3 separate regions of the Mus musculus genome follow, and regions 2 and 3 are each linked to region 1. Evidence: chromatin loops called from intact Hi-C (ENCODE). Cell type or tissue: left cerebral cortex. All regions are shown on one strand. Region 1 has its middle 5.8 kb from the start of Slamf7. Region 2 holds the start of Alyref2 (Aly/REF export factor 2). Region 3 holds the start of Gm35200 (a long non-coding RNA gene).

Region 1 (8,000 bases):
GACACTTGTAGTTTTTCCTACGTCTACTCTGTCATGTCCCATATCCAACTGTCAGCACATTCCATGGACTCTATGATCTTGTTTGAATATGAGTAGTGTTCCACAAATTTCTGCATGTTAAAGTTTTTGTCCTCAGGGTGTTACTATTGGGTGAATGCTTCAGTAAGAACTAATGTTTTAGGGGATTCAAACACTTCAAAGAGGACTGCATGGCCCCAGTATCCTCACCTCCCTGTTCTTCCTGGCTCATGATTGTAAATAGTTCACTCCACCACACACTCTCTCCTGTTGCCATCTGGTGTCCTTCTGAGAGGCCCCAAACAAGGAGACCATCTAATCTTTTCTGGAGTCTCCAAACCCATGAACTAGATAAATCTTTTGCCACAGTGTCAATCACTTCAGGCATTTCATCACAGTAATGGAAAGTTGACTAATACATTCTACCGTGGGAAAAAAGACACCTGGACTGCAGTCATATTGTGTCACCTTCAACATATCCAACACTACCTAACTAGACTCTTTGTCTTGGCCCTCAAAGTCCATCAATAGGCTTCTAAAGTGGGACATTTAACTTCTCAGCCTCTGTTACTCCTCTTCTTGTTACTTGTCTCCCATATAGCTTAGAAGAAAATGTAGGTCCTTTCTAGAATCTCGAAGACCCTACATGATGGTTTGAGCTTCCATCCTAAAGTTGTCTCCCTGAGGCTCATTTTACACTTGTCTTTAGTGTGGTCAAGAACTCTTATAAGTACACCCTTACCTCAATCTTCTACATTAAAATAAAGTTCCCCCTTGTTCCTCAGATACCCATGTGGCTATCTCTTCTTCCCTTTCCCCCCTCTACAGAGTATCATTCCCGGATTTTTAAAAATTTAATTGATTTGACTACTTATATCCCAACCTTAGTTTTCCCTCGATCCTCTCCTCTTATCACCCTGCCCCCTTCCACCCTCCCATGCATGCCTCCTCCCTCATTCCCCAAATTTTTAAAAACTCTTCATCCCTCCCATTTGCCTGATTATTTTTGCCACAGAATCTACCATACTAAAATATAAAAAGAATCAAAGGAATCGCTTGCTTTGCCTGTTTCCAGGATCTTACAGCTACTGATTCAGAGTGTGCAGTAAGTTGGATGAATGAGTCCTGACCAACTGAGCAGGTGTGAATGACTTCTACTTGGACATAGAAGTTGGGAGCATGAAAGAGCAAGATTTCCAGGGCCCCAGGAGTCTGTCTTCTGTGAGTCTCATGGAGAAGAAAATGGAGGTGGGGTAGGGGGACTCAAAAATTTCAGAATTCTGGAAAAAAATGTTTTGAAGAAAGAGTAGAATGCTTGTCTATTTCGGGGTGGGGCTTGCGACACTCATAATGAGAAACCATGCTGCTTGTTTGAAACCATGTCAGTAGTAAAATCTGTAAGATAGCAATTTAGTAGTCACTTGTTTTCCTGAACACACATAGGATAATAGAGAAGAAGCGATTTGTAAAGAGTAAACACATTTCTCAGTCCAAAGTTGAAATGACTGCCTCTAGGAAGGGAATGTCTTACTGAATCATCCTGTGTTGACAAGCAAAAAGGAGGAGGGAGTGAAAGACACACACACACACACACACACAAGAGAGAGAGAGAGAGAGAGAGAGAGAGAGAGAGAGAAAGAGAGAGAGAGAGAGAGCACTTCAATTCTGACTCATTGCCTCTACATCTGTATCACAACTACCTTCTTTTACCTAACTCAAACTTGTAGGATGGAAGTGGTAACACAGGGTGACTTCGAAAAGCAGTTCTGTAGTGGCTAAAAAGTATACAAAGGCCCAGGATCCTAATCCAAGAAATGCTCCCGACCCAAGTTAAGATGGGCTTTCCCATGCCAGTTAACTTAATCTAGGTCTTTCCTTATAGGTTTGCATGCATCCTAAGTATCTACAGATCTCATCAAGGTGAATATTAATCTTCAGAGTCTCTTACTTTTTATCTGGCATTGGACAAGTTGACTTTAATATTCCATACCTCAGTTTTCTCATCTGGGAAATAAGCATGGCTTCTGTTTCTGTTCATTAAAGTGGGAAACAATAAATGAAATAACACATACCTAAAACAGTAAAATGGATGACCCACCCCCCAGTTACCCTTCAGTAAGATCAACTATAGTTTAAAAATGTTTAGGTTTAGTTACTTTATTTTACATGTAGGAGTGTTTTGCGCACATCTATGTGTGTGCACCATACACATGCAGTCCCCATAGTAGTCCAAAGAAAGCCTCAGACTCCTTGAATCTGGAATTGTGGATGGTTGTGAGATAGCTTGTGGATGCTTAGAATCAAACTCAGGGCCTCTTCAACAGTAGCAAGTGCTCTTAAGAGCTGAACCATTTATATAGCCCCAACAGTAGTCACTATTTAATTGATTTTAACAGCTTTTGCTAACTTCTGATCAGATCTTAGGTTAGGTTCTGTGTATTAACAGATTGGAGAAGCTCAGTCGTTGTGTTCAGTGAGGAATGCTGGTGAGCAACCTGCTTACGTCACTTCTCCCCTTGCCCTGTGGTCCCCAGTGCTGTTCTAGCTTCTTCCAATGGGGTGAAAAATCATCTGGGCTCTGAATGCCGGCCCCAGTAACTCATACAGTAGTGTGTGTGTGTATGTGTGTGTGTGTTATACATGTGTGGACAGCTGTAAAAATGTCTGTTATGGCTTCTCCTATTCTCACAAGTTTATCAAAGAGAGAGGCAAGAAGGGAGAGAGCAAAGCGCAATAGAGTCTTAAACATGTTTCCAGTTGGATGGTAGCTGGGCAAGCTGGTGCAAATGGATTTATAGAGCATTTCTAGAAATATTTTCTGTATTTCTATAAATAATTTCTATAACCCACAAAGGGTGGTTTTGCTACGGAAGGCCATGTCACCATATCCAGCAGTGGATAACATCAAATTGATACTAAAAATGCCTGGCAAATTGCATAACTCCCTCTCTCTCACGATTCTGATAGGTCATGGTTAGCTCTGGCCTGCCCATATTTTATTTTTCCTATAAATTAATTAATTTATTTACTCCTGCTCCTCCCAGTCCCCCATCAGATACCCCCTCCCCCCATCACCTCTGAGAAGGGGGAGGACCCCTGGGTACCAACCCACCCCTGCACCTCATGTCACTCCAGGGCTAGGAGCATCCTCTCTCCCACTGAGGCCAGACAAGACAACCCAGTTAGGGGAGCAGGATCCACAATCAGCCCCTCTTTCTAATCATGCTTAAAAGGCCACATTTTCCCCACCTCCACATTCCCCATCCCCAAACCTGCCAGTGCAGACTGATGGTCAGCAGGCTCTGTGCCTCTAATGTAGTAAATGTTCACAATCAGTAAATGTTCTATGTCCCTAGGGTGCCACACACGCTTTAGAAGTGTGACATCTAACCCCATACATGTCCTTTTGTTTGTGAGATGATGTGGTCATGCCTGTGACATACCAGCTTGTCTTTAGTAAGGAGCCGCTAGTATGTTAAGGCTAGAACAATACCCGTATATGTTTACCTCCTGGGAATACAGAAACAAAACCAAAGTTGTAAACTGTATTATTCAAATACTGGGTAGGTGTGTCTGGTGAGCGAGCGTGCTCAGAGAAGGGGAAAACGAGGAGTAACATCTGAGTGGGAAGAAGCTGGCAAAAAAGAAAATGTCCAAATAGATGCTGAAGTGGAGTAAGTGTTAAGTAGATTTGTCTAAGATCAGATTAACTGATAGACATGGTATGTCCTTTGCTGAGAGTCACTTATACCCAGCAATGTATGAGCGGCCGTAAGCTCCCTGTCTGTGGAGGGATCCATGTGACACAATGTGATGACTCAGAGGCATGCCACTGATTAGATTTGCATCTGTTGTCCGGCAGGATTTGTACGTAGATTCTATAACTGTTGTGGCTCTCATGTTCTGAGATAGTTCCTCTCACTGAAACTCTGCATAGATTTGCCTACATCAGCCATAGAGTCATATCCTATTGATGTAACTTCAATCTTCTTGGATGGAACTGTGGATCCCCTGAAAGAAGATGTGTGAAGCCCAGTCTCCAGCAGCTTTGCTTACCTATGTTTGACTGAAGCTGGATGCAGGCTGGCAGAAAAATAGCAAGCAGCACCCTCTTGTGTTCCGGTTCAGTGCAGTCCTCTGGTATCAGATCTTTGCCTCCTGGCAGCAGCCAGTGTTAGAGCTTTCAGTCTAGGGTCCAGAACCCTGGACACTGAGGACTGATGGCCTCTGCACTCTCTGGTGAGCAGGTCTTGCAGGTCTTTCTCTCTGGCTACTGGAAGCCTTTTCTCAGTGCCTGCTCTCTTTCCTTGTGTCTCTACTTCTTTCTTATTTCCTATCCTGCCAGTTCTGAAGTGTTCAGCTGTTTATAAGGCCCCCCCCTTTACTAAAAATAAATTCTTTTTTCATACAATATATCCTGATTACAATTTCCCATCCATCTACTCCTTCCAGTTGCTCCCCACCTCCTCTCCCATTCAGACCTACTCCCTTTCAGACTCCAATTAGAAAAGAATAAATCTCTTGCTGAAGCTATGTCCAGTTCTTCCTCCCAGACCCATGCTCCCAGAAATAAGACTCAGACTCAAAATATATTTACAATACCTTGGCCATATAGATAGACTCTTCTCTGCCTAGATATAACTTAAAATATCCCATTTATTCTAGTCTACATTCTGTTACATGGCTGGTCACCTGTGCTCAGGTGCCATGCATCTATCTTGTCTCATCTTCCCTGTGAATCTCCCACCTGACTCTCCTAGAATCCTTTCTCTCTCCCAAATGTCCCACCTCTAATTCCTGCATAGGCCATAGGCTTTTAATCAACAGGTGATCCATACAATACACAAGATATCCACCTTGCTGTGAGTTGGTAGAGAGCAACCTATTGTCTTGGCAGTAGCCTGGAGTTTGGGGGGATTCCCATGGGGTCCTTTACCTAACAACTTAAATTGGATGTAACACAGTCTGGGTAACAAAGCTTCTTTGGTGACAGGAGATGGCCAGATGGGACTCAGTCTCCCTCATTGTTTAGAGACTTCATTTGGATCATCTTTATGTATTTTAAGAAGTTTCCACTGTGCTAAGTTTCTATACTACCTCTCAAATGCCCCTCAGGTATAGTTGATTTGCTCTGCAGTCCCTTCCCCAACACTGTCTTTTCTTTACCGCCATACCTGATTCTCCCGTTTCCATCCCCACCTGCCCCAAATCCACCCACAAAATCTATTATAGTTCCCCTTCCCATGGAGGAGATTCATGTGTCTCCACAATCCTTTCCTCTATACCTAACCTCTCTGGGTATACAGATTGTAGGTTAGTTGTTATTATTATTATTATTTATTTTTTTGGTTTTTCGAGACAGGGTTTCTCTGTATAGCTCTGGCTGTCCTGGAACTCACTTTGTAGACCAGGCTGGCCTCGAACTCAGAAATCCGCCTGCCTCTGCCTCCCGAGTGCAGAGATTAAAGGCGTGCGCTATCACACCCGGCTGGTTAGTTGTCATTTATTTAATGGGCAATATCCACATACAAGCAGTACGTACTATACCATATTTATCTTTCTGGGTCTGGGTTACCTCACTCGGGAAGACTTTTCCTAGACTCATTATTATGAATTCCCACCTCTGATGACTGTGTTCATCTTCATTCCGTAAGGTCTGAAAAGGGAGAAGTCAATGGTATCATTTTCTACACTCTACCAACCTCCAGAAATAATCTGTGAAAGCTAGCCAACTGCAAAATTATGGGGCAGTCCTGCAAATTCCCTTATCTCTGACATGAACTTACATATTGAGGGACTTCCTCAAATGGCAGTCAAGTTACATAATTCAGTAGAAGGACTCATATGAGTTACAGAAAACTGATACTGTAGTTAGGGTTGATAGGGGGGTTGATAGGGTTAGTTGACAACCAGAGAGTGGCTATAGAGTAATGACTAAAGTGACTGAAGGGAAGAGACATTGGAGCTAAGTCCAGGAGGATTCTAAGTACACCTATTCCAATTGCTCTCTGCTTATGGACTCACCAAGAATTTCATTTTTTCTGATTGACATGTGATGGTACACATTGAGTATTGTCTATCAGGAAAGCACATCGAAGTCTAGAGTTAGTGATGGGATGTAGTCAGGGGGGGGCATGGTTAGATGCTTAGGGCTGGTCTAAATTTCAGTCCTTCAGGAGTTTGAGCTGATATGGTATGTGTTCCAAAGCCCTTGAACCAAATCATTATACTGGCTAACTGGTGCAAGTCTTTGCTAAACACACACAGTTCTCTCAGGTATGATATTTCAAAGATTCCTACATCACCTGTCATAGTCCAAGGACAAATGTTAGTCCTCTCTTCAGGTGAAGTTATAGGGTTAACTTTCTTTTCTCTCTCTCCTCCTCCTCTCTATCTTTTTCTCCTTTTCCTCCTCTTCCTTGTTCTATTCCCCCCCCTGCCTTTTCTCTCTTCTCCCTTGCCTCTCTAAGCTACATTCCTAGCCCCAAGGTTCTTTATAATTTTTACCATACAACTTCTTTAAAAGCATTGGTTAAATATTCTTTTCTCAAAAGTTAAGTATATTGAATAAAAGGTCAGAAATGGAGTTGTCATAGTCATTTGGCTTTCTAAAGCGAGATGCAATAAAATGGAATAGCTTATATATAATAGAAATGTATTTCTCACAGTGGGATGCTGGTAGGTTCAGTGACTGGTGAGGCTAACCTCTGTGTTCACAGATTAATCTCACAGGATCTTATATGCTAGAAAAGGTCAGAGATCTTCTAGGCCTCTTTCATAGGGCATTAAACTTATTCATGTGGATTTCCTTTTCATGATTTAATTAATTCAAAGAAGTTCCACTTCCTGTTCTCATCAGCTGTGGGGTGACGATTTCTTCAGATGTATGGAGGGGGTGCAGTTATACAGAATAGACTGTAAGGTTTAGTTTCGATTTAGAATGGATATATAGGATATTCTAACACTGGTTGACTGATAATGTGAACCCAATTCCTAACTACCCTTTCCTTATTGCCATGGAAGAGATCAAAAGGAAATGGTGAAACCCTGGCCAAGAGCTGGTGACCTGGAAGGAAGCCATTCTTGGGTCACATTGCTTGTGATTTAGTTAGGGTTTCTATTGTTACAATGCAAAACCATGACCAAAGCAACTTGGGCACGTTCATTTGGCTTACATTTCCATATCATTAGTCCATCACCAAAGGAAGTCAGGACAGGAACTCAAACAAGGCAGTAACGAGGAGGCAGGAGCTAAAGCAGAGGTCATGGAAGAGTACTGCTGACTGGCATGCTATTCATACCCTGCTCAGTCTGCTTTCTTATAGAACCCAAGACACCATCTCTGGGATGGCACCATCTACAATGGGCTGGGACCTCCCCCATCAATCACTAATTTTTAAAAAATGCCCTACAGCCAGATCTTAAGTGGACATTTTCTCAGCTGAGGTTCCCTCCTCTCAGGTGACTCTAGCTTGTGCCAAGTTGACATAAACTCAGCCAGCACAGCTTATTAGATACACAGCAGTGTAGATCATGTGAAAGCGAAGGGCTTCTAAAGGTAGCCTCCAGACTCACTCAGAGGGATCAGGAGAGTGCCACTAGAAAGGGCTCACCTTGAACTTTTTATTCGCTGCCTCAGAGGTAGAATGCCAGCCAGCTTTGAAATCATGAAGACCTGAGTTTAGAAATGTGCTCTAACAACGATCCCCTTCCTTTCCCTCATTTTCAGTGCTATTCTATCAACCCTCCTATGGACCAGAGCTTTCACTCGTGTTTTTACAAACAAATCCAATTTTGTTGAGGTTTGGTCTATTGCTATGCATAGTATTGCTAAATTCTATACCTGAAGGTCTAGGCCTACAAGTGACTTCTCACGTTTATAAGCTTTTGTTGTGCAAACCTTGTTCCTTGGTTTAAAACTATTTGTTAAATAAAATTGGCTGCAGCCAGTTACTGGAGGGATTAGAAGTAGGTAGGCTTGG
Region 2 (8,000 bases), 160 kb before region 1:
GGACTCTCATGACAGTTTTTGTTTTGGAGCAAAGAAATGAGCTCTATTTCCTGAAATTTCAGGACATATTTAATAATTTAGAACAATTAGAGTTACCCAGTTTTTTTTTTTGTCACAGATAACAAAGCAACCGATCATAGTGAGGTGGCATTGACATTAATAATTAAGTATAATTAATAATAAATGTGCTCCCAGGAAACATGATGGTGTAACACTTTTTTTTTCTTGTTTATCATGCAGTCCTTATTCCTTTAGGTTTTACAAGTATTTTATACGACAGAACAAGCACAGAGTTTTCACTCCTGTTAAAGGTTTTTGTTTTTTGTTATTTATTACTGGAGAAAGATCTAGAAACGTGCAAGACAGTACTATGGAGGTTTACAGTCACGAGAAGGCATTATTTTCCAAACTTGTGAGACCAGATGGTAATCCCCCAAAATAAGGCATTGTGGAATGTTGTCCCGGTGATGTTCTTGTCAGCTTGTTACAGGCTGGAGTCACCCGGGAAGAGAAACCTCCATTGAGAAAACACCTCCCTAAGGCTGGCCTTTAGGAACTCTACTTTAGTCAGTTTCCTGATTAGTGATTGCTGTGGGAGGGCTCTGCTCACCAGGGGTGGTACTACCCCTATGCAGGTGGCCCTGCGCTGTAGCGGAACTGAGCCAGGCACAGGGAGCAAACCAGGAAGCGGTACTCTCAATGGCTTCTGCTTCATCTCTGGCCTTCAGTTTCCTGTCCTGATTTCCTTTTGTGATGGACTACAACTGCACTCAGAAACAGATCCTTTCCTCCCAAGTTGCTCTTGATCAGGGTGTGTGACAGCCATTCCGGGTTGTCAAGTTGACTACATCTGGAATGAACTGCAGCTCAGAAATGGAGAGCTCACCTGTGATCCAGATCGTGAGGCTGGAAGACTCAGGTTACTGACCTGGATCTTGACATGGATGGAGATCTTGAGGCATAGGCCAGGTAGTACACACCTTTGATCTCAGGAGGCAAGCAGATCTCTGAGTTCAAGGTCAGTCTGGGACAAAGCAAGGTCTAGATCCAGGCGCGGTAGTATACACACCTTTAATTTGGGCCACACCTTCTACTGGAGGCCTACATAAGGACATTGGAAGAGGGAAGATTCACTCTTCTTCAACTGCTTGCTCTTGCCAGTACGTCTGTTGAAACCTACTTCTACAGAAGACCAGCTTAAATAACTAGCCTCGTGGCAACTACTAGATGCTTGGACTTCCCATTCACAGCTGCCCGTTGTTATCACAACAAATTCCCTTAATATATAGAGACATCCTGTGATTCCTGCGTCTCTAGAGAATCCTGACTAATGGCGTTTTATCATAGCAACAGAAATCCTACCTAAAATGTATAGAATGGACCTTGGGTTAGCGGTGGTGTTCTCTGACCTACAGTGTTCCTTACATCTGACCACTCTTCTCCCAAGCAAGAAGTCTTGCTTTGGTTTTCCTTCAATTATATTTTATCCATGGATCAGGAGCAGACAGTGAGGCCAACACTTAAAAAACTAAATATGTATCTAACATGTTCTCCATGTGTTATCATGAATTTGTAAACCTTAAAACAACCCTTAGAGGTCAACCCAAGCCTACAATTATCCACAGAAGAATCAAATTCCATTATTGTGGTGGGTTGAAGGAGAAATGTCCCTGGTGAGCTTGGGTGAGTGAACACTTGATCTCTAGTTAGTGGTGCTGGGTAGGGGACTGATACGGAACCTTTAGGTCTGACTGTGTTGGCAGAAGGATGTCGATTGGGGGGTGGTGGGCTCTGAGAGTTTATAGCCTTTCCTTGCTTCCGGTTTATTCTCTCTGCATTGTGTTTAAAGGTGAAGATGTGATCTGCTTTCTGCTCCATCCCCCTGTTGCTATGCCTCCCCCTACTGTTATGGATTCTCTCTCTGGGTTCCTAGCCAAAATGAACTTTTCTTTGGTTTTGTTATCACAGCAACAGGAAAGCAACTGATGCAATTATGAACACTCTTTTGTTCTCTGCTGGACATGTTCGGCTATCCATGGTATGTCCATCCTGTTTCTTTATTTTATTGTTTTCTTTAGGCAGGTATCCCAGGCTGGACCGTGAACTCCCTATACTCCCGCCCTCACCTATTGATGACACTGAGGATGATAAAGAAAAGTGGGAAAGTATCTTTGGAAACTTTCTTGCTTCAGTCATGGATAGCTTGGAGTGTTAAGGTGTCAGGCTATCCAATGGCCACTAGAGGCACCCAAACCGTTGGCTTTCAGGTCCTTTGTTTTGCAAAGCAGAGAAGGAATTTCCGAGAGGTTAGAAGGGAGATTTGTTATAGGGTTACAGGTGGGAGTTGTGGGAGCTCCTATCCAGCAGAAGTAGGCCCCAGGTGGGGCACTGTGGAGCGTTTATCCCAGGGAATTTTGTAGAAACAGAAGTGAGGCGTGAAGCAGGCAATGAACTGGTCAGTGCAGTAGCCCATCCAGGAGACATCCAAGAGCCTTTCCATGATTTCAAGTCTGTTCCAGGAAGAGAGAAAGTTCAACTTCCTTTCCAGTGTACTTTGGTGGGCAGAGCCAAAGATGCTTTGCCAAGCAGACCGAGGGCATTCTGTGTTTGAAGTTCCTGCCACTTTGTTACCTGTTCTTTTTTTTTTTTTTTAAGATTTATTTATTATTATATCTAAGTACACTGTAGCTGTCTTCAGACACACCAGAAGAGGGAGTCAGATCTCATTACGGATGGTTGTGAGCCACCATGTGGTTGCTGATTTGAACTTCGGACCTTCGGAAGAGCAGTCGGTGCTCTTAACCACTGAGCCATCTCTCCAGCCCCCTTGTTACCTGTTCTTATTACTGAGGTATTTTAGCTATAAGGAGACTGAGGTATTTCAAAGGGACAGTCTCTGTCCTTAAGGGAAAGGTCTTGGGTGGGAGAGTAGTTTTCATTTTTTTGGGGGGGGAGGGACTGGGGGGAGATGGGGAATTGCATCATAGTCTAGCCCCTCCCACAGCTCTGAGGGTAACCTGTCCCTTCTGCTCGAGTGGCTGCATTTATTTTTTAGAATGTATCTGCCTTTATTTGTATGAATATTTTGCCTGCGTATCTGAGCGTTGCTTGGCACTGATGGAAGTCAGAAGGGGGCGCTAGTTCTTCCTCAGCTACAGAGCTGGGTTAGCCATCTTGCTAGAAAATTGTACGTGCCTTAAGTCCATAACCACCTTGCACTTAAATAAAATATTAAAAATAATGGTTTATACATATGTTCACTGAGACCACAACATAACGCAGCTAGATAAAAAACAGCTTAATAAATAACATGTCTACAGACTTCCCACAAAAACTTAGTATTTGCTTTTAAAGGCTTATTTACTTTATCGGTTATGAGACACAACGCCATGCGACTGAGCCCTTTTAACCAATGAGCTGTCTCTTTAGCCTAAGCTCAAGCCATTTTTACCTTACAGTGGTTAACACTGAAGACAAGAAAATACATAGAGCACACAATAAAGACTGTTAATTCTAACTTTGGTTAACACTGAAGACAAAAAAATACATAGAGCACACAATAAAGACTGTTAATTCTAACTTTAAACATTATTAATAGCCTTGCTAAAGCAAGGCCTCAAAAAATTAGTGTAAGACTCAGAATTGTTCCTCTCCACGGAAATCTTTAGTAAAAGGCGAAAGATTTATACGATCTGAAGAGAAACCAGAGTATACCCAGCTGTCCTAGTGTACAGTTCTCGGCCGACTGTATTTCCTAGACAACTAATGGTGACTATTTACTCCTAAAGACACTGACTACTTTATTATATCAGATAAATCTTTGAAGGTTCTATCACATTAAGGAATAAAAGGAATAAAACAGAACAACGAAAACAACACGCTACCCTTTTAAATTATACAACCATCTGTGTGCACTGCATTGTGGGTATGCAAATATCGCGGAGAAGCCGCGTGGCCCGCTCGGTTTCCGGAAGTGCCTCGAATTTGTCCCAGATGTCTCTAGGCGCTGGGCGGCCACCAGGGGTCAGAGCGAAAGCCAGATTCACAAGCGCACAGACTTCCAATTTCCAAGTGTGATTTTGGTGCGCTTGTGATTCCAGCACCGGTCGGAGAGGCGGAGTCAAGGCGGGGGAATCATTGAATTTGAGTACTTTCTGGTCTGCACCGCGAGGGCCGGGCCAGTCAGGCCCGGATCCGCGCCCGCCATGGCCGACAAGATGGACATGTCTTTGGACGACATCATTAAGCTGAACCGTAACCAGCGCCGGGTGAATCGAGGCGGCGGGCCTAGGAGGAACCGGCCCGCCATCGCCCGCGGCGGCAGGAACCGGCCGGCACCGTACAGTAGACCGAAACCACTTCCGGACAAGTGGCAGCACGACCTATTCGACAGCGGCTGCGGGGGTGGGGAAGGCGTGGAGACCGGTGCCAAGCTGCTCGTGTCAAACCTGGACTTCGGGGTGTCAGATGCTGACATTCAGGAACTCTTTGCTGAATTTGGAACGTTGAAAAAAGCCGCTGTGGACTACGATCGCTCTGGACGAAGTTTAGGGACGGCGGATGTACACTTTGAACGGAGGGCAGATGCCCTGAAGGCTATGAAGCAGTACAAGGGCGTCCCTTTGGATGGCCGCCCTATGGACATCCAGCTTGTCACGTCACAGATCGATCCACAGCGAAGACCTGCACAAAGCGGAAACAGAGGCGGCATGACAAGGAGCCGTGGCTCTGGAGGCTTTGGTGGCCGCGGCAGCCAGGGAAGGGGTAGAGGCACTGGCAGGAACTCAAAGCAGCAGCAGCTTTCTGCAGAGGAGTTGGACGCACAGCTGGATGCTTACAATGCAAGGAGGGACACCAGCTAAACAACCGAACAAATCCGCACAAGAACCGGGACCCAGACGCCTCGTCTGTGATGCCTTAGAGGGAGGGTAGGCAACTGGACTGTGCAGACAATGGTGAATTTGGTTTTTTGTTTCTTTTTACTTCCTGTTTTAAAATAGGATCTAAAAACTCATGTAAAGTTTTTTTTTTTTTTTTTTTTTAAATTCTGAAACAGACCTGTTTTGTACTGAGTTATTTTTTGGGATAAGTTTTCCTGGGTGCTGTTGTGGAGAAGGTGGCATTTTCACCTTTGTCATAATAAAATAGAAATGTGTGTAGAACTGGAAAAATTAAAAAAGAAAAAGAAAAATTACAAATTACAATATGACTTTTATGGACAGAACACATGACTGACTAGCATGCATGAAGAAGTGGGTTTCATTCTCAGCTCCATCATGTAAGAATAAAACAAGAATTGAAAAAACCTTGCCTTTGATGCAGCTCAGTGGCAGAATGCCTACTCACCATGAGCAAGGAAGGCGGTGGGTTTAATTACATGGAAAGTCTTTTCTGTCTGGTAGGGGTGGTACCTACCTGACCTCTCAGCGTTGGTAAGGCTGAGACAGGAGTTTTAGTGAGATATGACTAATCTAAAATAAAATCAAAGGCAGGGGTGGTGGTGGTGGCGGCGGCTCATGCCTTTAATACTAGCTTCTAGGATATACAGGCTCCACAGAGAAACCTTGTTTCAAGCCCCTCTCCCCAAAACCCTGCCCCCCCAAACAACAACAAAACAAAAAACAAACACCAACTTTCTTTTTTTTTAACATAATATTTTTGTGAATTATTTGGGACTTTCACACTGTGTACCATGATCAAGCTCACTTCCCACTCCTCCCGTTGTATCTTTAATTTTCCAAATCTTATTATTATTATTTTATTTTATTTTTTTCCGAGACAGGGTTTCTCTGTGTAGCCCTGGCTGTCCTGGAACTCACTTTGTAGACCAGGCTGGCCTCGAACTTAGAAATCTGCCTGCCTCTGCCTCCCAAGTGCTGGGATTAAAGACGTGCGCCACCACAGCCCAGCCCAAATCTTATTTTTAATGATAGTTCTTAAACGCTTTAACCTCCCTTGTAGCCCACCACCCACCAAAGTGGTGGGAAAGAGAGGATACGGGGGAAGTGCACCTGTTTAGAAAGATTCTTTGGAGTAAACCCCCTCTGTGTTGTTTGGAAATCAGCAATTCAGTTCACTGGTCATTGAGCAGCACAGTTTGATCTACTTGCAAATACTTCACTGATACACCAGGGTTGTGGATAGCCATGGGGCTAATTATATTTGATGAGTTCGGCACTCAGGTGAACCTGCTTCCCACCTTAATTTGTAAAATAAAGGAGAACTGTTGATTGGGCAGATAAAGGGAAGGTGGAGCAGAAGGTTGGGAGAGAGAAGAAGGAGAAAATGGAGGAGGAAGAGGATGCAGAGGAGGAGGAGGAAGAAGAAGAAGTAATGGAGCAGAAGCACATGGCCTGGAGAAACCTCAAGTTCTAAGGAGTCTCATAGATGAGGAAGATGGTAGTGTAGTGGTAGATCTGCCCAATCTAGGCGCACTGCATGCAATCATATTAACTGAGTTGTGTTATTATAGCCGGGGCATATTTGGGTTGGAGATTTACTGTAACACACCAGCAGTCCAGTTCAGTAGAGTCAGCATAGCAAACAGGAATCAGCAGCAGTGGCCTACCTAGCAGAGACAGCCAGGCCTCAGCCTCAGCTCTAGTCATCAGGAGGAATGCCAGAAATTCTCAGCTGTGCCTCTCTCAGGGAATCGAAGATCAGAGAAAAGACCCACAAGTGTTGCACAGCTACCTCTATAAGCAAGCCAAGCTCAGCCTCTGTCACTGTCTGTTGAGTCCTATTTATAACCCTCCAAACGTCACATGTCCTCCACAGGTCTTGCCCTAGCACGCGCATCTGTCTCAGGTGACATCACTGCCAATCAGCCCAAGTCTGCAGAAGCAGCAAGAAACTGCAGCACACCACCAAAAGTGTTTTAGTGTGTTTCTCTCTATGGCGTCCTGATAAATGCAGCTCAGCTATGCAGTGTAAGGAGGACCTGTACATGCATGTTGTTAGCAAAGAGTCCTTCATCACGCGCCCTTCCATGTGTTTGCTTTAGCAGAACATCCTCTCTCCTGTGTCTGCTTCAGCAAAACCTTCCTTCACCTGTCTTAGTCTTTCACCTGTGTCCACTTCACGAAAACACTCCACAGGTTTGCCCCAGCAAAACACCGTCTGACACAGCTGACTTTCCAAAGAACCCTTAAGTTTCCACTTCATCCCATGTCTGCTGGATCTTTCTTGAGACTCCCCCAAAAGAAAGAAAAACAAAAAACCAAAAACCAAACCAAACCAACCAACCAACCAACCAACCAACCAACCAAAAAAAAAAAAAAAAAAAAAAACCTTGAAAAAAACAAAAATGAAACGAAACCAAGTCCGTTTGGTGTTTGGTGTTCTCTATATGCTCACTGGGGTGTGGTGAAACTCCCAGTGGCCAGCGCCCTAAGGAAAAGCTGAGTCCTTCACTGCACCGCCTGGTGGAAGTCACTGTGGAGAGCTACTAGCATCCCTCTCACACCTTTTAAGAGTTCTCTTTGATGGCTTCCTTCTTTATGCTGTTACTTTGGGGTGAGTGTGTGGAGGTAGGTTTTGTCACAGAATCCTTCTATGTCCATCTTCCTCAGTTGCGAGCCTGCAGTCATTGATAATCCCTGCAGGAGAAGCTTCCCTGCCCTTTACAGTCAGCACGAGCGTGGATCCTGACCTTTTACATGGCTTCTGGCAACGGCACAGGCCACAAACACCCACAGGGTCTCCAGCACCAGCACATGCCAAGGACCTCCGCTTGGTCTCTTGTGGCAGTCTATCCTCCATACATCAGCATGACCCTCTCCTGAAGCATGGGGCCATGGACCAGCATGGCCTCTGGGAGAAGAACACACCGCGGATGTCTTTAAGGAAGTGCAAGCCATTTGTCATCTCAAACATCCTGTTGCTGTTCAGATGCAGGGCGCTCCTGCGACTAGGCAGCTTGTTCTGGGGTCTGAGTTCATGCAGGCTTTAGGCTGCTGCACTCCACTCTACAGATCCTTCTGGATAGAGTGACCAGTTCC
Region 3 (8,000 bases), 94 kb before region 1:
TTGGTCATGGGAGGCAAGGGCCCTACTAACTAAACTACATCCCACACCCAGATTATACCCATGAAAATCTTCCAGTCAGGAAAATAGGTGTGTACAATGCCAACTCCAAGGGAAGGCAGAAGAGGCCCTGGCACTGTCAGTCAGGGTGCATTGAAAGGGAATCTGAGAGGATTCTTCTAGGAGGGGAGACAGGGGACTGTCTTGGTGTGGTAAGAGCTCAGAAAAACGAAGAAAGTGAACCAATCCAGGCACAGAAATAGCCTGAAGAAAAGCAAGAAAACCAGGAGTTAGAGTGAGAGGCATAGTACTGAAGTTGTCTTGGAGAAAGCAAATACCTGAGTGGACTGGGAATGGGAAGGGACACAGCCAGGCCAGTTTTGACAGACAGAGACAATCAGCTTGCCTGCAGACAGAAGAGGCTGTGGTCAGTCAGGACAGAGCTAATGAGGAAGTGGGCTGTGGCTTCTGCAGGATACTCATTATTTTGTGAGTTTGCCTTAGCTGGTCATGCCAAGAGCTCACAAGGCTCTATTCCTTTCTCAGCATTGACCTAATCTGTTGTCCACCCCCCACCCCCCGCACTCCCAAACCTTTTTGCACAAGCCCAACTGAGAAAAAAACCTCAACATTCTTTTGCAGGCTGGTGGGATTATACCCCTGCTCCCACCCCTGCTCCACCCCAAGCTTCAGCCATCTGAGACTTTCCCCTTCCCCCCCCCCCGGAGCCTCCCCCCCCCCCCCCCGCCGGACTCAGGCCTCCCAGCTTCCGGTGAGCTGTAAGTCTTGGTTGGAAAAAGCTGGGCTGAATCTTGGCTGTGGTGTGGGAGCACGGGTGACCCCCTGCTAAGTGAGTCAGTCATACCCATTGACCATTCTTTCTCCTTGGTGCACACCCAGCACCCTGCCAAGCTGTACTGGAGTTCATCAACTGTCCTCATTCCCCGCCCCCCCACCGAAACTGCAGTAGAGTCCATCAAATTGCCCCCCCCCGTTCTTCTTCTATAGACTTAATATTTTACCTCATCCTGTCTAAACCACCGGAAAAGAGCCCCCAAGGCTGTGAGCAGCAGCAACTGCCTTGGCTGTGGAGTCCCTGACCGCCGGAACTGGCTGTGGCCACTCCCTTCTGAACTGCAAATCATCTGTATACTCTTTGCCTTGTTCCCTTTCTCACTGGGAGCATGTAAGAACTTGAGAAGTTATTCTTCCTTTCTCTCATTATCTCTTCATATTAGCATTTTAAAAAGCTCCCTTAAAATGTCTACCTCCCTGGGATGGGAGGGTTTTCTGTCTCTCACAGTTCCTGTCTTCTGCTCAGATGCCCCTGTTAGGCTCCTGCAGGAAGTGCGCACCAACTCAATGTGGAGACCTGGAGGAGAAAACCCAGCAGAAAGCAGGCACAGAAAGATTCACAGCCTCTGAGCTCAGCTGAGTTCTTTTCTCCCTTTGAAGTTATTTATTTATTAATTTATTCTTTGAGAATTTCATACAATATACTTTGATCAAGTTCTTTCTTCTTTCCCACCTCCTCCCAGAGTCTCCTGTACTTGCCAACATACCCTCTCTCTCGAGAAAACAACAATAACAACACACACACACACACACACACACACACACACACACACACACACACACACACAGTGTTGGTCGGCTACTCTTGAACACTGGTCCTATTCTGGGATGTGGTTAACATACCCTTTCCTGGTAGCTATCAATTGTGAATAGCTTCTTAGCTATTGATGGGACCTGGGCCCAAGTCCCTCTGCCTTCTTTGTCCTGGTCTGTAGTGACTTTATCATCCCATAGGTGATAGTAAACGGTAATCATCTTTCCAAGGTTGCTGTTCAGCTGCTGATGGCTCAAAACCTTTCACAAAATGGAAGCCTGGTTAGGGATTTTTTTCTATCCTACCCACAATTCCCAGTGTCTCCCACCTTGTCTGTTCCTGCACACAGTCACATGGAGAGAATGGTTCCTGCCTCCCATTGTTCTGGTTTGGGCCAGTCCTACTTCCCACTCTTAGTTTTCTCCCATCTGAAAAAAGCCAAACCAACACCTGTCAAGATATCTGTGGGGTTGCCTAACCTTCCCACCCTTTAGACAGGGTCTCACCAGCCCAGGCTGATCTCAGACTTGCTATGTGTCTGAGGATGGCTTTGAACTTCTGATCCTCTTACCTTCAACTCTTAAGTACTGGGATTATTAATGTGAGCCACCATGCCTGTGTTATGTGATGCTGGGAGTCCAACCCAGGGCTTCGGTGCAAACACTCTGCTAACTGAGCTACATCCTCAGCCTAGTTCCTCTTTTTTTTTTAAAATATATTTTAATTAATTACTTTAGTGTGTGTGTGTGTGTGTGTGTGTGTGTTCCTGAGCCATGGTGCTCAAGTAGAGGTTAGAAGTCAATCTTTGAGAGTTGGTTATTTCCTTCCTGGGTCCAGGTCGTTGAACTCAGGCTGTAGCCTTGGCAGCTTACACCTTTATCTTCTGAGTGATCTGGCTAGCCCCCTTAGCCTTCTTTTATTTATAGACAAAGCCATATTAGGTATATAAACTCATTCACTTTATTTACCTGGAAATAAAATATAGCGGTATAATTTAGTAAGTGCCCTTGGTACAGTGTAGCAGCAATGAGGGTTACAGATCCCACACTTTGTTTAGTTATTAAAATTTTGTTTTATTTTCTGTTCTTTTTGTTTGTTTATTTGTTTGATTGTTTTTGAGACAGTTTCTCTGTGTAGCCATGGTTGTCCTGGAAACTCACTCTGTAGACCAGGCTGGCCTTGAACTCAACGATCTACCTGCTTCTTTCTCCCAACTGCTGGGATTAATAAGATGTGAGCCATCACCACCTGGCCCCACTCTTGACTTTGAAGAACTAACAGTGTAGTTAAGGATACTGCTTCTTCTGTATTGTCAGTATTTAGTTGTGTGATAGCAGAGAACTGTGTTCTCTGTGGGTCTCTGATCTGCTGTTGGTTACACAGTGCTCTACTTATTATTATTTATTGTACTGTGTGTATATTTTTAGATTATCATCCTTAGATATTTGTGCTACCTCTCACAGTTTTTTCAGATACCTAAAAATTAAACTCATGTTTACTACTCCACTTTCTAAACATGTTGGAGAAAGCTTTGCTAAAATTCTTCCTAGACCAGTGTTGGCACCCGGTCCGTGCTGTTGCTTTGCCTGTAACGCCCTCTCTTTTCTCCATCTACTAGGCTGATTCTGAGGTTTTCTTCTAATGGCAGCATCTAACCACTTGCTCTGAGCAGACACTTCTAATACCCTGGTGCAGAGGAAGGCACAGTCTTCTTGTGCGCCAACATCATTATACCTTTATGTCCCGACCTGTACCAGCTGAAGCAGCAGAGGTTGTACTTTGTTCTGGTAACCAAGCTTGGTAGCCTAGGAGTCACCAGGTGGTACTGGTTTTTGAAGGCATGAAGGGCTATGACAGAGCTATGGAGGCTCAGCACTGTGTGGCAGGGCTGGAGTCCCTGAAGAGAGCCCCCTAGAGGCTATTGGTGAGCCCCTAGAGGCTATTGGTGAAAGCGCAGCTCAGTTGTAGCAAGAGACACCAGGAGTTTTGGAGATGGCAGTGCCATGGGGTGATCAGCAGGAACAGCTATAGTAGTGGAGTGGAGCCTGCCAGAGCCTAGAAATCAAGCTGTGTGTGCTGCAGAGGGCGGAGCTGGAGAAGTGACCAAGCCCCTTGGAAGAACCCAGAAGATCGTGAGTGGATCCAGATAACTGTACGTTTAGTTATCTACACTGTTGGAGTTTGTCTTTGCTTATTCAGATTGTGACTGTGCCCAGATTCTTCAGTTTTGAAGAAAATATTTAACTTTATTTCAATTTTTTTAGGAGCACACAGCTGAAAGGTGAAACCTTTAAAAGAGATTTTGGATTATTGCAGAGATTGAATATTTTAAAGAGAGTGAACTTTTAACATATTTGAATTTGTAAGGACGGTGGGATCTTTAGAGTTATTATGATACTAATATTGTAATACTAATTATTGTGATACTAATATTAATATGCCATCCTGGGAATGAATGAGAACGACTCTAATTGAAAAGTAATGTGCTTACGTATAAGGTTGACAAGGGGTCAGTTATAATAGCTACTTTTAGGTCAACTTGACACAACCTAGAGTCATGAGAGAAGAGGGAGTCCCGATTGGGAAACTGCCTCCATGAGATCCAGCTGTAGGCAAGCTTGTCAGGCACTGTCTTAACTAGTGATGGATCCCAGAGTTTCCAGCTCATTGTGAGTTGGCACCATCCCTGGGCTGGTGGTCCTTGGTTCTATAAGAAAGCAGGCTGGACAGGCCCTTTGGAGCAAGCCAGTAAGCAACACCCCTTTATGGTCTCTGCGCCAGCTCCTGTGTTTAGGTTCCAGTACTGCTTGAGCTCCTGCCCTCAGTGCTTTTGATAATGGACTATTATTAAGGAACTGTGGAGTGAAATACACCTTTCCCTCTGCTTTTGGGCATGGTGTTATGTCACAGCAATAGTAACCCTAAGGAAACCATGACCCAATGCTCCTGATAACTCCATTCTTAAAAATAAAAATGATAAAAACACTACCTACAGGTATAGGGAGACAATCATACCAGCCAGCACTGAGCAACCCAGGCATCCTCATTGAATGGCACAGTGGCTGAACTTCCAACCTTGCCTTTGAGCAAGTAAGATGCATCCGTGCACCAGCCAACAGTGCTGGGTGGTCCTGCCTTCCAGTCACTCCTCTTGTATCCTTCTGTGTTAATCGCACCCCTTTCCTTCATCAGAATTCCTTTCCTTATCTGAAATCCTGCCGTGCTCCGTAGAGTTTGATTCTGTGACAAGCTGTCTGGGTCTTTTGTCAGAGTCTTTAGATTTGGCACTGCTGGCTGCTCATGCCATCTTTTCCTGTGAAATACCCAGGATCCATCTATCATCTCAGCCTTGTGTGGGATGGAGTTTGGCCCCCAGAGCTTTCAGCTCAGCACAAGGCTGATGAATTACATGTCATTGACACAACTTCTATTTGACTGGACCTTACTCTTGACTCTTCCTGTAGCTGGTACTGCTGATCGATTATCAGCCCTGGTGCCTCAGATCTTCCCCGTCACCACCTGTTATCTGAGAGGAACACATCTAACTTCCTGTGGATCAGCCAATCAAAAGCTCTCCTCCAACCCACTCACTTAGATTGTCTCTACAGTGTTATCTGCTTCCTTGCCCTCTTCCTTCCATAGTTTACAGGGTATTGCCACATTTCTAGGAGTTGAAGCTTTAAGACCCGTGTCTATTTCTTTACCAATGCTGCCAATCCCACGACCAGATGTCTCTCCCTAGTCCTGGCTCTTTTATCTCTGATGTTCTACATAGGGGAGGAGAGCTTGCCCCCACCCCCACCCCCGACATGAGGACTGGGGTTTAATTCCCAAGGTTGAAAAAAAAAAGTCTGCAATAGTTTCGTGCCCTCTGCTTGGGTTCTTTACTGGAGAGGGTTTGAACTAGTTGATTCATGTCCTTGAAATTCTCTTCTGATAGCCTCTGCCTTGGCTACAGAGCTTTCTCACTCAGGCGCATGATAGCACGGAGGTTTTCTCAATCTAAAGAAATCCTCAGATGCTCTGCTGTCACCTTTCAAATTAAAATGCTTTAAAGAAAAAAAATTTTTAAATATAAAATCATGGCACTCAGGCTTCTCTGAGAAGTCTTGTTTTATTTTTCTGCTTGTTTACGGCATGCACTCCAACCGGAATGTGAGCTTTACGGGAGTGGGGTGGGGTGGGGATGGGGTCTTGACGCTCTTCCTCATGGTACACCGCAGTGCCCAGAATTGTGCTTCTCAATGAGGACAGTTTTTCCTCAGGGGACATTTGTCAAGGTCTGAAGACATTTTTGTTTGTCATGACTGAGGCTAGGGTACCACTTGCATCTAGTGGGCAGACGCCAGGGATGCTGCTAAGTGATGCATAGCACAAACTCTATCCCAATACCCAGGTATTCTTGGGCCCTTAATATTTAGGGCTGAAGTCAGGAAACCCTTTTCTAGAGTAACGCCCAGCATAAAGAGGGAATTTGCCGCCCCCTTCTGGTTTCTCGGCATAACTACATTCATATGCCCAGACCCGCATGTAGATTATGTATGCATTCGCATAGTTTTCTTTCTATTTCTGTGGAGAATATCATTGATATTTTGATATGGCTTTTAATCGTTCTTCAAATCCAAGCATGTGGTATGTCTATCTATTCCTTTGTTCTTTCCAACGTCTTCCATTACATTTTGTAGATTTCCTTATGGAAGTCTTTCACTTCTTTAGATCTATTTATACCTAGATTTTTTTTTTTTTTGGTAAATACTTAAAGCTTGTTTTTTGATAGAAAGGTGATTACTCTCTTCTTGATTCCATTTTCATGAAAAATTTTGTTCTAATCTTTCATTTTCCAGGTAATGCATGTCCTTAGCTATAAGGTGTGTTTCCTTTATTCCCCCCCCCTCTGTCTCTCTCACTCTGTCTCTCTCCCCTCTCGCCCCCTCCCTCCCTCCCTCCCTTCCTCCCCCTCTCTCTGTCTCTTCCTCATATTCTTCCTTCCTCCCTTCCTTTCATCTGTCTCTCTCTCTCTCTCTCTCTCTGACAAGATCTCATGTGTCTGAGGCTGGCCTCAAACTTGTTATGTAACCAAGGGTGACCTTGAATTTCTGATCCTCCAGTCACAACCTCCTTCGTACTGGGATCCACATTTTATGTAGGGTCAGAGTGTGGGGAGCCAGTGAAGTCCCGACTGAGTCAAGTTCTTAGTGAATGTGTATTGCTTGATGTGAGCTGGCCATGTGTAAGACCCAGGAGAAACTGGCAAAGCCTTTGAAACCTTGTGTCAGTCTGTGAGAGCTAACCTGGGTCATATGAGAGCTAACCTGGGTCATGCTTGAGTTTCACAGCTTCAGGGATTCGTGAGGACCATGCCACATCTGGAGGTGATGTGGGCTAAGACACACATCTGGCTCATTCATCTGATGCAGAGTCTGTTTGTGTGTGCTTTGTCCTGAAGGTGCAGTTTCTCCTCGGGTCTGGCATTACTATGACAGTCCTGTCACTGAGCTCTATGACAAGCCTACTGCCTCCTCCAGTTATTGGAGTCTTAGTTCCTGCCCTGTGACCCTAAGTTACAAGAGAGAGGTGGACCATTCAGCCTCTTGTGCTAATGTTGTCTGGTAACTCAGTCTGTGGGTATTGGGTTGGTGGTAGGAGTTGCATGTGGGTTTCACCACATCAGGCCTGGTACATGGTTTCAAGCCTAAAGCTCGAATTTAACTCATTCACACTCCCAAAGTGGTGACATCACGCCTTACACTGGACTGGTTGGAGTTGGGGTGCATGAGGCATGGACAGTTTCTTCCCATATTTGTATTTTGTTATGGTTGGGCACTGTGGTCCCCGCTAGATCTTCTTACGTTTTATCAAGGTAATTAGGTGTGGGAAGATCCTGGAGGATCTTACTTAGCCACCATCTTGTTCTCCTCACACTGCCTTTCTTCTTATTGTGCTACATTGTTAAGAACCCTGTGTGTAACCATCTCTCTCTCTCTCTTACCTCACTCTCTGACCCCCTGCTCCTGCACACTGCAGTCTCTTTAAGGCAAGATTATCTTTCTTATTGTCTACAGCCTCTGGGTGGCACCACATGGCTTCCTTACCTAAGGGCGTCAATTACTGCTCTGGGTTGCCTGAGGTAGCTATCTAAAGTCTGCTACTATGTTACAGTCTACCATCACTATGTTATAGTCTACCACCACCATGTTAATTAACTCACATCTTGATCCCTAGGCAGGGAAGTGCGGACATACCTGGAAGGCCCAGCTTTAACATTTTAGAGAGTAGTCTTGCAGAGACCTTCTGGTTCCTAAAACAACAGTAAACAATAAGCCTTAGTGAGCACTGCCCACAGTGCAATGCACTAAGTGTTTTGAGAGGACTGTGAGTCCAGCTCTATTTTAGA

What was found. Peaks named below come from ENCODE experiments on the same cell type or tissue, not always from the same donor. Only the 100,000 strongest peaks of a DNase experiment are listed, where the experiment ranks them.
Region 2: a loop joins it to region 1, with 9 times the contacts of the local background. A loop is called at or near these places in 4 of 42 quality-filtered maps.
Region 3: it touches region 1 in a loop (4-fold over the local background); 3 of 42 quality-filtered maps call a loop at or near these places.

The regions. Positions count from the first base shown.
Region 1 is chr1:171,654,788-171,662,787 of GRCm38, forward strand. No RefSeq gene overlaps it. Among named protein-coding and RNA genes, the nearest start is that of Slamf7, 5.8 kb to the left of the region's middle. In left cerebral cortex, a CTCF peak has its summit at 4,131 (motif pointing left); DNase peaks (open chromatin) are centred at 3,880 and 4,076.
Region 2 is chr1:171,499,452-171,507,451 of GRCm38, forward strand. It overlaps Alyref2 (Aly/REF export factor 2), which reads left to right and starts at 4,027. Exons shown (of 1, transcript NM_019484.4): 1 at 4,027-5,299. The coding sequence starts at 4,206. The coding sequence ends at 4,862. It overlaps LOC115487699 (a small nuclear RNA gene), which reads right to left and starts at 3,712; the gene lies at 3,597-3,712. In left cerebral cortex, CTCF peaks have their summits at 2,235, 3,148 (motif pointing right) and 4,021 (motif pointing right); DNase peaks (open chromatin) are centred at 2,271, 3,136, 3,996, 4,438 and 1 more place; H3K4me3 peaks cover 1,577 bases; H3K27ac peaks cover 1,598 bases.
Region 3 is chr1:171,560,954-171,568,953 of GRCm38, forward strand. All of the region lies in intron 1 of Cd244a (CD244 molecule A), which reads left to right. Gm35200 (a long non-coding RNA gene) reads right to left here and starts at 1,120. Exons shown (of 5, transcript XR_373705.3): 1 at 1,020-1,120; 2 at 336-403. In left cerebral cortex, CTCF peaks have their summits at 3,525 (motif pointing left), 6,096 (motif pointing left) and 7,675 (motif pointing right); DNase peaks (open chromatin) are centred at 336, 6,088 and 7,691.